Linked DNA regions of Mus musculus: region 1 is linked to region 2. A link is a loop called in an ENCODE intact Hi-C map of the cell type or tissue named here. Cell type or tissue: left cerebral cortex. All regions are shown on one strand.

Region 1 (8,000 bases), 120 kb after region 2:
TTGAGTATTTCGTGCCTTTATAGTGGTCTTTTCCAAAGTGAAAGTAAATTATGCACAAGTGTTATCATCTCCTTTAAAAAACATCTCATATTTTAATGTCTTGGTGGTTCAGTAGATAAGAAATAGCAAATCATGATTTAACTTATAGCAAAGAGGAGGTCCACAAAGCAGATCTAACAGGTCAGATTCAGTGAATCACCTCTGTCAGTGCAGGGGTAGTCCTGAGGAGTAGACACCAGGAGTAGATGCCAAGAGTAGTCCCAAGGGATGACTCAGGAGTAGTCTCTCTAGTAGACTTCAGGAGTGATCTTCAGTAAACCACAGGAGTAGACTCCAGGAGTAGTCTCCAGGAGTAGATCCCAGGAGTGGTTCCAAAGACTAGTTCCCAAGAGAAAACCTGAGGGATTGACCCTAGGAATAGACCTCATGAGTAGACCCCAGGAGTAGTCCTTAGGAATAGACTCCTGAAGTCCCCTCAAGCAGACTCATATAGTGGTCTTCAGTATCCAACAGGAGTCTTCTCCAAGAGTAGATTCCAAGCATAGATCCCTAGATTGGTCCCAGGAGTGGTCCCCAGATTTATTCCCATGAGTATACCTGTTCCTTTACCTGTCCTCTGTGAACATGTTAATGGGGATTCTTGGCAGAAAGCAAAGTCAAACTCATGGTAGTCGCTGTAGTTATTGGTGGATTTCCTGTTCTACCTACTATAAATTCCTATTGGTCTCAAAGTCTGACTTCTTTATCATTCTCAATTGAAATCCTAGCATCTAAGGACAGCATTTGTTTCCAGGCCATCATTGATAAATTAGTCTTACCACCAATTTATACACTGACAAAGAGGCCAAATATGAGCTATATAAACTCCTGCCTTAATACCAAGAAGGCAAGTAGCACAAAGCAATGACATATGCTGAGAGAATAGCTCAGTGGCATAGCACATGCCCAGCATACAAGTTCTGGGCCTGATTCCAAACAATGATCTGAGGATTGGGGGTGGCAGGGGATGGAGAAAGAAAATAGAGAAGGGAAAGACAGGAAGGGTTGCTTGATGTGTCTGTGTGGTAGGATAACCTCAGCATGTAAAGAATATGTTAAATAAATACTAATTTATGGCACTGATGCTCTGTCATGCACTAACTCAAACTGATGCTTTCAGTTAACTAACACTACCTCTTCTGTGATGTATGTGTAAAAGGAATTGCTCCAAATAACTTTGCCCTGTCTACCTCTTTAACTTGCAGTCCACCAACACTGAGCTAACAGCCCCTTGAACAACAGCGCAATAAGGTCCTAGCTCTGCTTTAGACTGGCTTTGCTAAATTTATGGCAGTCCCGTCCAAATGTAGAAGTACTATGTGAGCATACTCACCAGGACATTAAAAAATAATCCGACATTGCTGTTGTCCTTTGCTTGGGTCATTTAATGAAATTGTACCCCATAATGATGCCAGTATAACATTCAGTGTCTGTAGTGGGACCCCAGATAGAATAATGGCCACATGCATCCTGAGGCCAAAGCCTGTACCTTCTTTCTGATGTGATGATAGCAGACACTCAGCAATGAGCAGACACTAATCAGAGGACTGGTGGTCGAACGCTGGGTAGTGGGACAGTCTTCAACAAACAGTTCCTGAATTCCAGAGCTACGAGGAGCCACTCAGGGTAAATACTTCTTATCTACTCAATGGTGGTAGAATTATACTGTTGGCCAAAGTACACTATTATTTGGAAACCCATAAACATTAAGAAAGCAATTTTTGGGACTGGAGAGACAGATCAGTGAGTATGTCTTGGCTGCTCAAGATTGAGGAGCTAAGTTCAAGTCACTGATAGGAGTAAAATTAAGACTTTAAAGAACTCACCCGCTACCTTACTTTATGTCCATACATTCTTTGGTGAACTGTCTGAAACATGGTTCTTGTATGAACTGAGTCTTTTTCAATTTGGTACTTTAAAAAAAGTCCCTTTAAATATATACCTCAATCTTGTTGTTTGTAGCAAGGAACCATATTAGTATTTAGTAGTAGGTCTGGGGGTCTTGGGGCACATTTCTGCATGGGAAGTTCAACTTCCAGAAGAATGTCAGAAATGAGTGTGTGTTGACTTCTGTGGAGTTAAGGATGAGTCTTTTTATTCTTGCTAATTACTCAATTTATATTGATATCTATTAATTTCAAGATGATTTCTGGTATTGTTTGATGACTTTTCTGTTCTAGATTTCTATTAACCTGTACTTTTAGATATAAGTTGTGAGACTTGATTTGAATTGGTTTAAGAAGGAAAGTGATTTTAAGGAATGAAGCAGTTGAGTAGCCTGATGGACAGCCCTGGTTTCAGACATGAATCTTAGGCAATGTCCACCACCTTTCCTCTCTACTCTTCTCTGTGTAGGTCTTACTAAGACATATGGCCCCTGGCATACCAAGTGTAAATACCTGTCTGTCTACCTGATTATCTCAGCATCAACAAGCTGCCAGTTGCTCTACCAGAGTTTGTACACCTGATGTGCTGCTTAGTTTTATGTTAGCTTGACACAAGCTAGTCATTGAAGAAGAGGGACTCTTAAGTTAAGAAAATGACTCCAGTATGATTTGCTTGTAGGCAAGTCTGTAGTGCATTTTCTTGGTTAACAATTGGTATGTGAGGGCCAACTGTCTGGGGGCAGTGCCACTCCTGGGCAGGTGATCCTGGGTTATATCTTTATATATATATGTGTGTGTGTGTATGTGTGTGTGTGTGTGTGTGTGTGTGTGTGTGTGTATCCACCCACATGATAACCATTCAGCCTGCATGTGTGTGTATACACACACACACACACACACATGCAGGCCGAATAAACCATGGGGAATAAGCCAGTAAGCAGCACTCCTCCATGCCCTCAGCCAGTTCCTGTCTCCAGATTTCTGCTTTGAGTTCCTGGTCTAATTTCCCTCTGATAGATTACAATAGAAAGCACAAATAAACCTTTTCCTCCCCAAAGTTGCTTTTGGTTTTGGTGTTTTATGATAGCAATAGAAATGTAATTTAAGACACCCGACCTTCATGTTTAGCCTTGCAACATTTACGAGTGCCTGAAGCAATAGAAAAGGCAGAAATGAGAGAATCTCCCTAAATCCAAAAGTGTAAATGGGAACCACAAATGGGTTTGTCTGTTTCTATCTGGACCACCTAGACCAAGAATGGCCTCCATACAGGAGCCTGAATGATGTCACCAAAATAAGAGGTGGGAGATGTTGGCCAGAGAAGTCCTATAGATGGCCTAGTTAGTGGTGCTAGGCTCTGGCAGAACTGCTCATCTTTTGTAGGCTTGGCCTTCTGCCATCCACCTTTTGGAGAACCTTCCTTCTGGGGTGTTGACTTCACCAGCCGTTCATCAGACGACGTGAGAATCTATGTTTTATCTCCGATTCTCAGACCATCTCTCCTAGACTCAGAAATGTCTACAGAGGGATGACGTGGGAGACAGAAAATGACTGTCCTGGTTATTCTATGTCGAATCCCCATGAAGTTTGACATCCAATCTCACCATCCTCTATAAAAACATCAGCAGGAATGTCAGCAGGGCTGGTTATGGGTGTTTGGATGGCATCATCCTTGATGTTTCTGGTTAATACAGAGGCAAGGGAGACACGTTCACTGAGAACCTTCCTTTAAGATCCACCCACATGATAACCATTCTGAGGTAACTGTCTTGGTTTTCACAAGAATAGTCTCTTTAGTTTCCCAAAGGAGTCTCAGTTCTGACTCACTGTATGCCAGTGAGTCTTCATATTCTAAACTTTCATATTCTTTCCAAATTTGTCAGTATTTGATCTTTCCTGGTATCTATCAAAAGTCTTCTAAAAGCTTACACAAAAATACCACTGTGCCTGTATGTTCAATTTGAGCTCCCCTGACCTCCACTCCCTACCCTCCCCCAAATTGGGAAACTGGATAAATTTATGGAATGAGAGTTGAGCTCAGTTTGAGGACATCTTGGAATAGAACCTTTAGGGTTCCAGTTGATACATTGGTTTCTTCTTTGATATCTTCAAGATATTTTAAGTTTTGCTATTTTTGTTTTGTTTGGGCGGATCCTTTTGTGCTAGATATTGAACCAAGCCCCTGCATGTGACAAGCCTATGCTCTGCTGCTCAACTGTATCACCAGCCATGCTAGTCACTCTGATTCCTTCTGTTTATCCAAGTGAAGCAGAAGCCATAGCTGATAACCAGCAATTAGGAAAAGATAAGGTCTGTTTTAAAAAAAAATGTAGATGCTGGATTGGTGGGGGTAGGGATGGGGGTCCTCCTCCTCCTCCTCCTCCTCTTCTTCTTCCTCTTCCTCCTTCTTCTCCTTCTCTTTCTTCTTCTCTTAAAATGGTCAAGTGATTTCTGTCTGAGTCTATTAATGGTGGCACATTACACCTACTGACTGAATCATCTCCCAACCATTTCTGGAATAAAGCCAACTTGAACAGGATGAAAGCTCTTTTTGACGGGTTCTAGAATTCGGTTTGCAAGTGTTTTATTGAGAATTTTTGCAACTGCATTCATCAGAGATACACAGTACAGGAATTTCATAATGATTAAATGCCTACCTATTGGTAAGTCATCTCTAACACCCTCACTGAGGCTCAGAAAATATTGCAGAGGAAGGAATGAAAGAATGTAAGAGCTCAGAAAGCTGGAAAGTAGTGTGGAACTCTAACAACTAGGCATGACATCACTGGTGCAGCCTTCATCCCAGCATCCCTGATTACATGTTCAAGGTCTCTGTAAGATTGGGCTTGGCAGTGGGCTGCTATGAAAGAGGAAGTGGCTCACAAAGTCCCACACCCCATGATGATTTATACATAATTACTGGTTGATTAGAGGAGACAGAGGCACTTTCTTCAATGACACTGTCATTGGCAATGCATTCGTAAGTTTCTATAAGCAGCGCAATGAGAAACTCATGGGTCACTAGAAGATGCAAGAGTAAAATAGAAGGCAGGCTACATGCGAAGAGAAGATGAGAGGGTATAAAATAGGGTAGTGAGTTAATATAATGCAAACATATTATACACATGTGCGGAGATGACATAACGCAGGGCTTTATTATGCATAATTAATATCTGTTAACAGAATCTAGGATCACAAATGAGTGTGGGGAAAGAACACAGATGTATTCGTGTGTGTTTCCCAGGCTTGTGCTGTGTTGTTGAACAGTTCTGTACTTGTTTTTCTCTCTCCCTGTGCCTGACGCAGCCGACTCTGGAGACCAGGACGAGCACACTCTCCAAGAAGCAACGCTCCCGCCTGTGAATAGTAGCATCCTCGCTGCTCCCATCACGGACCCTTCTCAGAAGTTCCCTCAGTACCTACCTCTTTCTGCAGAGGATAATTTAGGTCCTCTACCTGAAAACTGGGAGATGGCCTATACTGAAAATGGAGAAGTCTATTTCATAGAGTAATGTATACCATTTTCTCTACTGAAAATGCCCTTCTCTCTGTCCCTTCCCGTTCCTGCTCTGCATATCAGTTAAGCCTGAGGAAACTGATCCCACGCCCACATTATTCTTCTCCGACATTAAACAGGCTTCTCATAAAAACAGTTTTCATCCATATCATTCTTAATTATTCAGTGTGAAAAGGTTTTAGGAAGCATAAGATCTATAATTTCTTGAAGGGGTAAGACAACTGGATCTTGCTATATAATTATAATAAATAACTATTCTATTTAGCCATTAAAATGATAAATTGTTGGCATGTTTTTCTTAACAAGTCTTTAGTTTTCTTACTCCTTAGTTTTCAGGCTTCTTCATCCATTCTGGACATAATTTATTGTAATTGCGATTTTTCTCAAGTGTGACTCTACATTGCTTTTCAAAGTCCAGGAGCTTTTAATTTGACTGATGTGGACTATGTTTTTTCCCCTTTGTGTTTTGTGCCACTGTGGTGTAGCAAGACTCTGCTTTCCACAGCATGTACTATTTTTTTATAGATCACAGATGGATGGGTGGTCAATTATTCTATTAGAGCAGTAGTATAATGTTCTAATTGTATTCCCAGTACATAAACAAAATATAGATAGATGTATTATCCTCACATAAATGCCCTATTAATTGAATCAGCAAAAGGAAGCATTGCCAAAGAATATTTAAAGCACTTCAACTTTCTAAAATGCATTCATGCGTCTAAGTGAAGGTTCTGTGTTCTAACTGTACTATACATTTCTGTGAGTTTTAAAATTTCATAGATGTCATATATTTTGTTATTAGAAAAAGGGCAATTAAAAATTAAAATTATTCATTTTCCTAAATTTTCCTAAGCACGTGGGCGTGAGAAAGAAAGCTAGAGGCTCAGAACAGTCACTTTTGAAACCCAGCTGGGAAGAAGTTTGCGAGGCATGGGGGGAGCTCTGGTATTCTCCAGCCAGAGGGCAGAGACACCCACGGCTCTGCCTGGTTCTTGTTAATAGTGGATGCTTATTAAACACAGCAGCATAGAAGGCACAGTGGTCAGTGCTTTGTGTTCTCCACTTCTCAGCTGTGTGACCTGGGATCCTTGCTTCTTCGGCCCTCTCCCTTATCTGTAAAAGGTTTTGATGGATGGTACCCACGTTTCCTGAGGGTTGGGGAGAGTGCTGCTTAACGTGCCTGGATCGGTAACATTTAGCATCACTGCTTCCGTTCCTACCACATTCATCACATGCATGAATTTCAACATTGCTCAAAGAAAACTGGATACCACATTTAAGTTCAAACATTCATAGTGAGATTCCATAGCAAATTGCCTTTGAAACTATGTCCATTAACTAGAATTATGCCAAACAAAGGAATATATAATAGAGATGTTCCCAGTACCAAATAATGTGTGAAATAGACATTCCTGGAAAAGAATCTGCCAATAATTTTGCCAAGGACTGAGTTGATAAGTTTTAGAAAAATAAGTTCAATATTCTAACAGTGTATGAAAAGTCAGCCCCATACTACAGTTGGCTGAAGTACATACTCTGTCCTCTTTGTAAGTTAACATAGCTTTGGCCTTTATCGCTCTAATCTCAAAAATTGTGGCGTATTAGCTGTATACTTCATTTAAGGTTAGAGATATAGTTTAATGGTAGAGCTCCTCCCTTGTATATATGAAGGCTATATTTGATCCCTAGCACATACATACATACATACATACATACATACATGTTCACTTATATGTATAAACATTCATACATACTTGCAATTTATATGCTAACCTAAATTTTATACATACATACATACATACACACACGCACACACACGCACCCCTAAACTTTCAGCGGTCTTTTCATTCGGAAATGAACTTAGAGTATCTTGCATTGAATGGCAAGTTAAATTAGATATGAATCTAATGAATGCGTGTTTTTTAGATTTAGAAAAATATAAATACTAGATTGGTTTTGTTTGCAGTTTGCAGAAAATCTAAAATACTATAAAGATGACCACTAAAGACAAAACATAGACCTAGAAACCTCATGCATTGTGTAGCAAACTGGCGTGGAGGACTGAGAGGAGCCAGTGAGCAGGCTGTCTCAAGCGTGCCAGCAAAGGAATATGGAGCTTTCTTTTTAGTTCAGTTATCCCAGGCTTTGAGCAAAAGGAACTGGCAACCCAGAAACACTAGCAGAGAGACAGCCAGACGGTCCTGATGTAAGCCTGCTTTCTCTAGAAACACTAGCAGAGAGATAGACAGATGGTCCTGATGCAAGCCTGCTTTCTCTAGAAACACTAGCAGAGAGACAGCCAGACGGTCCTGATGCAAGCCTGCTTTCTCTAGAAACACTAGCAGAGAGATAGACAGACGGTCCTGATGCAAGCCTGCTTTCTCTAGAAACACTAGCAGAGAGACAGCCAGACGGTCCTGATGCAAGCCTGCTTTCTCTAGAAACACTAGCAAAGAGATAGACAGATGGTCCTGATGCAAGCCTGCTTTCTCTAGAAACACTAGCAGAGAGACAGCCAGATGGTCCTGATGCAAGCCTGCTTTCTCTAGAAACACTAG
Region 2 (8,000 bases):
GAATCTGGAATGAAGCTTTAAAAAACAAACAAACAAACCCAAAAGCATCTCACTTATTCTGGCAGATTGAATTTGAGGTCAGCCTCTTCTATATAGTGAGTTCCAGGACAGCCAGAGCTATGCAGCCTGTCTCAAAAAACAAACAAACAAATAAACAAACAAAAAGCAACCAAACAACAAAAATTACTAGAGATGCTTAGTAAGTGATTGTAGTGAACAGTAACAGCATGATATACAGTAACACTTTTTCCTATGGATGGACCATAGAGAAACTTTGCTTATCTGTTTTCCCATGTGTAAAAATTTTAACAGAAATGGTGATAAAGGTGACACCTGACACTGACTTGTGGCCTCACATGCACACACATACATGTGCACACATGTGAACTCATCCATTCATACACACAACAATGACTATTATCATGTGAGAATAATGTACAAAAAGTTCTTAGCACAGTTCACAGATGCTCAAAAGCAGAACAAGGAGAGATGGACTTGGGGCACACTCCAGTGTGGAGTCTTAGAACTCTAAGTGCCCATAGGAAGAGGAGTGCTAGAAATGCAGACTTGAGCCTGCCATGGTGGCCAAAGCATAAGCTGCACAGAGAAACCCTGGCTGGAAAACAAAAAAGCAGTGAAATCTTGTCATGCCTTGGATTGTTCAAGGAACAAAAGATCACATTTCCCAATGCACAGCGACAGGTTCCTGCTTAGTAAATTTTTTTCATCTGCTCTGACATGTAGTTGATCCTGTGTCCTAGGGAAAGTTCTGTTTTCTAGTTATCTGACCTGTAGACTGCCCTCTAAACCTTTCTCTCCCCCAGCTTTCAAATGCTTTGCTCTCTGTTGGCTTTGGACCTCTCCATCTATGGTTCCCCATCATTGTTCATCTGAAAGTTTTAGATTCCCTTGTCTCCTGTCCATTCTTTAGTACTTAATTCTCGACAGTCCCTTACATGTGACCGTGGAGCTGGGGAAATACAGGTGGTGGGTCAAAGGCAAGCCCTGTAGTGTGGCCACTGCCAATAGGGAATGTTTACTCTCCAGAAGTCTTACAGCACTGTTTCCCACTCCTGGAGCTGAGGTGAGGATGCTGACCTGGGCATAGGGCTGGGATCAAAGCCCTGAGTTTGAGGGGTAGGGAGATGACTTAGTAAAGGGTTTGCTGCACAAGCAGGAGAACCTGAGATCCCCGGCTCCCTTTCAAAGCCAGCTGCAGCAGTATGCAGTTTTAATCCCAGTGCCTAGAAGGCAGAGATAAGGGCATCCCCAAGGGGCTTGCTGGCCAGTTAGTTAGTCTAGCTGGACTCACATTGAACTTCAGGTTAGTGGTAGACCCTGCCTCAAAAATTAATCTACAGAAATGACTGAAGAAGGCACTTCACAAAGATCTGTGTGTGTGTGTGTGTGTGTGTGTGTGTGTGTGTGTGTGTGTGCGCGCGCGCGCGCGCGTGCGTGCCTAAGACACACACAGACACACGCTAAAAAGTAAGTTTGAATACGAGGTGGTAAACCTCAAGTGTTTGGTTCTAAATGGGATTCTACCTTTATTTTATTTTTTTTTTCTAATCAGCTGCTTGAAGGGGAATCCTTCAAAGTCTCATTCTCAGCTTCTCCATCATCTTTAACTTCATGAAAACAGTTATTTCAAATATAAGAATTATTTCTATGAAATTTCTTTCAAAGTTAGGAGAGAGGCCGAGGGGACTTGGGAGGCTCTTGTCCCCATTCTTGAGACTCACCCACCTTTCCTTACCATACCCTCAAGCCCTCACCCATCTGTCCACTCAGCTGCTAGTCCTTAGCAAATGGGGCAACCCGATTTCCCGCCTTTCCTTGGCCAAGAGCTCCCCAGGACCAATCGGGTGGTGGGGACTTGACATGTCCTGGTAGGGGAGCTAGCTGGGTCCCGCCCCCTCCCGCCCCCTTCACAGGTGCAGCCCTAATCCCCCCTGGCCTAGATATCCGGCAGCCTCTGAGAACCCGGGCTCTGTGATGTAATGCGCTTTTTTCACACTCCCGGCTTAAATACAGATGGAAATTGTTGTCATGTGTTAGAAATGTCGCCAGTGATATAAAAGGCGCAAGCTTGAGCATCTTCTCTCCCTTCTCGCACATCAGCTGCTCCTCCAGCCAGAGCCTGTGCCCTGGAAAACCCACTCAGTGGTCAGGTGGCCAAGGAGCCCCTAGCTAGCTTAGGAAGGGGTTCAGATCCCACTCCCCACCCCCGCCTCTCCTTACAGCCGCTGCGGAGCCGAAGACCAGCGTGGTGGGAGGCTCTTTCAGGCGCACAAAAGGAAGGATTAATCTTGGCGATTGGCTGGGCTTTTGCAGGCAAGTACAAGTCCATGATCTTCCCAGGCCAACCCCTGCCCACCTCTGGATTCGAACGCTCGGCCACTGGAAGAAGGCTGGGATCAGGCAGGCTGTGACCGGAGCGCCTGCCACCGGAGGTTTGCGCTTGGGTTGTGGGAACATCCATGGAGGTGAAGATGCCATGTGTGGTGTGTGGACCAGGGAGGAGGGGAGACTGTGGGCCAGCTTGGGAGGGCCAGATGGCTGAGGCTGCGTTTTAATTCAACGGGCAGGCAGGCCCCGTTTGGCTGGGCAGGGTGGGAGGAGAAGCAGGGAAGGGAGAAAAAAAAAAAAAATCAGAGGTCAGTGGGTAGGGAGAGGCTGGGCTCCAGAGCAGATGCCTGGCGAACAATGGGGCTTTTGAAGGGGATGCTGGAGGAAGTGTGGCGTGCGCTTTGTATTGCCTCCTCCGCATTGCAGGTTGGAATCGGGCAGCTAAATTTTAATGAAGTGCATTCCAAAGTGTGCTAGTCAGCCTGGGTTTGGGGAGCCAGAGCGAGGGGCGGCCCCCAGGCTTTGCTGAATGGGGACTGGGGGTGGGCGGGGGAGGGGGGCCACCGAAACGAGTTCCTGATGGATGGTAAAGGAGGAGATGAAAGCCTGCTCAGTGTGGAGGGCAGGGGAAGGGGAGGGGGAAAGCCTTAGGCCCCCGTGCATATTAATAGGCTCCAGCAGGTGTTGGTAAATGCATGTTGCTGCATTGTTCCGGCGCCCAGGCTGGAGTAGGCGGGGAGACAGCGACTGCTTCTCCTGGCGGTAGTGGGCAAATGCCTTTGCACTTTGAGAGAGCTTCACAAGCTCTCCAGAAAATAAAGAGGAAAAGGACCACCATCCCTCTCTCCTCTCCCCCACTTTTAAAGGGGGGATGTACATGCAGAAGGCTTCTTAGGTTTGCTTCCTGGAGATTAACATGTGTTTGTGAGAACACTGTCTTGTCTAGGTAAGGTATGCTTGTCTGTGGGCATCAGTAAATAGAGGAATCTGGAGTCTGGTTTGTAAGTGCTTGGGAGCTGGAAGGTTGTTCTCCCTGGCTGGTTCTTAATGGACCAATCCTGGAAGACTGGTATCTTTATTTCTTTAAAGAGACAGGAGGGTGTACCTTCTTCCCTCTTCTCAAACTCGGAGTCTGTCTGACCGAGTAGCAGGGGGCAGTGAAGTGTGCAAGGGGGCTGTCTCATCCCCAGAGTTGGCCTTCCACACAAAGGGAGTGGATTTGTGTCCGAACTAAATGGCTTGAGGGTCTGTGTTGTTTATTTGTACGGATTAGGAATAGGCCCTTTCTCTCTCCAAGAGTTGACGGTGCCTATCCAGTGAGAATCATTTAGGAGGCTTTTTAGTTAGGACTGTGCACTGCTCAGATAACCCTCGCTGGCTTTGTTGTTTGCTGGCATGCTTGTTTTTAACTACTCTTGACCAGAACCTATTCAGTGTTTTCAAAAGGTTCAAACGTGTTCATTGGAGGTTCAGATGAAAACTGAAAGTGTCTGTAGAGGAAGGGGAGTGTGACTCTTATTTTGAAAATATTTAACCATGGGTTTATATACAATATATCCATATATATTACATATGTATAAAGCTATGCACATTTTAACATACACTAACATTGCATTTTGGTTCTGGGGGAAATGATTTGGTTGAGAAAGGCTTTCATTGTATCACCCATGAGGCCAGTGCCTTCTGAAAACTGGTGTTTTACCAGAACTTCAAATCCTGCCTTGGGGGGGGACATGTTCAGATTCTTTTCATGATTGAACTTGCACAGCCCCTAGTCAGCGAGGCCGAGCTCCCCACTTGTCTATGAGTTTGCCTGCTGCTGAAAGCCTGAGCAGATTAATGCTATCAACACTGTCTTGATTCCTCCATCCCTCAGCTGAGAGAACAGGAGCTGCCTTTGCCCCTGGCCCTCTTTCCCCTCTGAGGCTGGGAGGGTAGGGTAGGGGAAAGAGGATGGAGCAGGAGGAAGGGATTGTGGCTGAGGCCCACCTTTGACTCCCCAGCCCCTCTGGACCCCACCAAGTCAAACGTTAGAGCCTTCCTTCTTCACGTCCCTCTGTAGTTTCTCAAGCTGCAAATTTCAAGTTGTGTTTCTATGGCAATGCCTTGAAGAAAATGTTTGATACTGTATCTGCCTCTCTTGTGTTTTTACTACAGAGGTGAAATTGGCCTGGTTTTTGTGGTTGTTGTTGTTGGTGGTGGTGGTGATGGTGGTGGTGGGTTTGGTTTTGTTTTCACTGAATAGGCTTGAGGTTTACCTGCTGGTCCTTGTTGAGCAGAAAGCAGGGGGCAGTTGTGTTTGTTACAGAACTTTTCCCTAGAAGACTAGAGTTTTCATGTACAACCCAGGGTGTGTCCACTGGAGCAACCATCCAGTGGATGTATTCACCACTGAGACAGTTTCTGTGATACACCGCTGTAGATGGGCCTTTTGACACATGAAATAATACATAGTCCATGAGTATTTGGTACAAAAGAAATCATGGCTGTAGCCGATGTGCATCAGGAACGTACTCCGCTTCAGTCTTGTCATGCACATGGAAGTGTAAGAAGGGAGAAAGCAGAGGAAGAAAGAAGAAAACCTTTATATTCACAGAGTCAAGCCCTGATGTATTAGTACCAGTTACCAGAATGAATAAACAAATAGAAAGTTGTACTTTCTCTTGGCACCTAGGCAGTGTCTTTAAAGCTGTTAAGGAAACAGCAAAGGAGATGGCCTGTTTCATGACATACATGTACCGCAAAGTATGTAGCTCAGTGTGTCTTTTCTAATGTGAGCTTCTTAGCCTTTCCACAGGGAGTAGATTTAGCCCTAAATGGGAAAGAGTTCCCCAAGGTAATAATGACTATAGAGGAGAGAATACCAGAGAAAGCAGAGTGGAGGACAACTCTCCATTCAAAAAACAATTTTTTTTTCCCTTTGCAATCGTAGTTTTTAGGCAAAATCCAGTTCATTTGGTAACCATTATTCCCACAGCCTGTTTATTTTCTCCTTTAAAGAATTATGTTGATAATCAGTCCCCAAATATTTGAATGTAAGCACATCCTCGCCGTCATACTGACACCCTCTGGCACCAGACAAACTGTCATAGCATTTCTGAGAAGGAAGGCAGCAATGCCAGTCACTGATTTGGGAACGCAGCAGAAGCCTGTGTGACAGGGTCTCTCCTCTGCTTGGCTTCCGGTCTTCTGAAGTGTTATGAACACATGCTCCAGATATCTTGTTCTGGATCTTCAGCAGTTTCTGCCATTTTTGGTCTCCAGCACATCTACACAGTGTCAGGAATGCCCACAACTGGGGGAATTATGGCTAACCAGTCCCTCCCAAGTACTGCAGTGTGTCCATTCTCTTTGGCAACTTACCTGACTCTGGGTCTATACTAATGAAAGTGACTCTTGTTCCATTTGCTCCAAGGGTCTGCTGAGTTGATGACTGTGTGCCATGCCATGTAGATACTTGGTTTGGTTTGGTTTGATTTGGTTTGGTTTGGCTTGGCTTGGTTTATTCTTCCTATACAGGTCTTGGCCTCTGGTTACTCATTTTGATTCTTTTTTTTTTTTTTTCCCCCAAGGAGATTGGCACCTTTAAAGTTTCAACAGACTATTAGATTCGGGCATAAAATCAATGGGAAAATGTTGTTTGACATTTAATATGATGTTTGAAAGGATCCAAAAACATGAAAGTAAAAAGAGACCCCGGGCTTGAAAATGACCCACTAGACTCAAACCTCTTCAATGTTCGTGATTGCCTGATGTGAATGGGAAAGGAGGAAAAGTCCTTCTGGATAAACTTCTATTCTCTGGAATTCTTTGTTTGTGGAGGGTTTGCTGCTTTCCTTTCTGGCTCTTAGTTCTGAGTGCCAAGCCTGGAGTAACCATGTGGGCAGTGAATGCACCAGGAACCCTGAGCAGTCATTTTGAAGTTCGATCTGAGTCCTAGAGTGCTGTTGCTTTTGCCAGTACTTGAAAAATCACTTCAAAAGTAGAGAAAGGTGGGCACAGGATCCCTTGTTTTTAAAGATGCATGTTCTTTCTGCACACTAGATAGTGGATCCCATATTTATGAAATTAAAAAAAAAGGCACTTAGCTTTCTGCTCAGAGTTTAGCTGATCTTCAAGGTGATGCTAAATTATTGTGTGGGGTGTATTTCTGTTCCACAGTAAGATTAGAGCCACGTGAACCTACAAATTTGACAACAGCTATATGAAATAACTTGCCTAAAAGGAGTAAGTGCCATAATTTTCTAATTAATTGTGGAACAATGCCAAAGAGTGTTGCTTTAGAAATACTAAGTATAGATAGGGCCCTGAAAGGGAGGCTAGTCGGCAAAAATTTAGCTCTTTTTAATGATGCTTAGCACCTGGGTGTATGTAAACCTTTGCTACTTCTCTTTATGGCTTTGTGGACCTTTACATCATTATTGACATTTCTGTCTAGTGGCGATACTCAACTGAAAGTAGCATGTGTGTGGGTGCCTACTCTGTGACCTTGAATATTGAAGATTGTAATATAGCAAAGAAGACTAGGTCTTCCTTAGCTTCTGAAGCTTGAGTTAGAACCCATGTTGATTTAATCCAGTCAAGGTAAGGAAAAGAGGATAAGGTAGAAATGATTATTGAAAAATACTTTCCCTATGTGAAGTTTATTCCTAAAAGGTATAAAAGACTTGATTATTTACAAATAAGGTCAATCACAAGGATAAATGTAATATATAATTTCCAGTTGATCTCAATCTCATACTTCAAAAGGACTGCTTGTGTATGTGCTCTCAAGTTCCACATTAATATATGCAGTCAGAATTTAGTCAACGCCACTGTATTCTACTTGGAATTGACATCTTAAGACAATAATTAAAATATCCCTGCCATTGGTAGCAAATACCCCATGTCCTGAGGTGTGGGATAGAGTGGTATAATGCGTTTAATTTCATTTGATGCCAAGACTTTGGGTCCCTCTTCCATCCCCAGTTGATAAACAGGAACTAGTCTCACCCATGAATTCTGTGTGTTACCATCAATCACATCCGGGTAACTTTCCATGTCGGCGCGTGTTTGCCGACTTCCTGCTTTCTAGTCATCATCTGTGTTTTCAGGCTGCTTCATGCTTAAGCCAGCTCACAAGGAAGATTTAGACATTGCGCAAATACTGAGTTTGCAACTTCTCTGTGCGGAGAACCATTGGGGTGCTGGAGATTTATGATCAACCGGATGGACAAAGATCCAGCATGGGGATCTTCATGTGTGCTATAGTCAGGAGCGTTGGGCAATGGTCAGTTATTTGGAAGGCAGAACAGTGCAGATGTGGTGGGGGTCTGGGGAGGAGAGTATGTCCAGGAACGTGGGGATTGGGTACATTGTGGTTTGCAGTATGGTCTTTAAGGTGTCAGGTTAGGCCCCACAGGGAAGGAAACATAAAACGTGAGAGAGTGAGGGAAAGGATTATGTGTGGATGATGGACCATCCAGTACAGATACTACAGTAGAAGTGCTAAGTGCACTTTCTGAGAAGTAGCAAGAGAATGGCTGGAGTAGAGAAGATGGCAGAACTGTGGAGAGAGTTCTGACTGCAGGACAAATGGTGCTTGGCATTTTAGGGCACAACCACACTACTGACAATGGGTGGCAGCCATTGCAGGGTGCTGACTAGATGGC

What was found. Hi-C counts contacts between places; a loop is a spot of excess contacts. Peaks named below come from ENCODE experiments on the same cell type or tissue, not always from the same donor. Only the 100,000 strongest peaks of a DNase experiment are listed, where the experiment ranks them.
Region 1: it touches region 2 in a loop (2.2-fold over the local background); 5 of 42 quality-filtered maps call a loop at or near these places.

What each region holds. Positions count from the first base shown.
Region 1 is chr6:93,782,878-93,790,877 of GRCm38, reverse strand. It overlaps Magi1 (membrane associated guanylate kinase, WW and PDZ domain containing 1), which reads left to right. Exons shown (of 24, transcript NM_001029850.4): 5 at 5,232-5,433. Among named protein-coding and RNA genes, the nearest start is that of Gm23035, 6.9 kb to the left of the region's middle. In left cerebral cortex, no CTCF peak of the experiment used is centred here; DNase peaks (open chromatin) are centred at 4,497, 4,692, 4,700, 7,730 and 3 more places; H3K27ac peaks cover 935 bases.
Region 2 is chr6:93,907,658-93,915,657 of GRCm38, reverse strand. All of the region lies in intron 2 of Magi1 (membrane associated guanylate kinase, WW and PDZ domain containing 1), which reads left to right. Among named protein-coding and RNA genes, the nearest start is that of Gm22840, 21 kb to the right of the region's middle. In left cerebral cortex, a CTCF peak has its summit at 3,097; DNase peaks (open chromatin) are centred at 2,633, 3,103, 3,322, 5,527 and 1 more place; H3K4me3 peaks cover 2,761 bases; H3K27ac peaks cover 2,201 bases.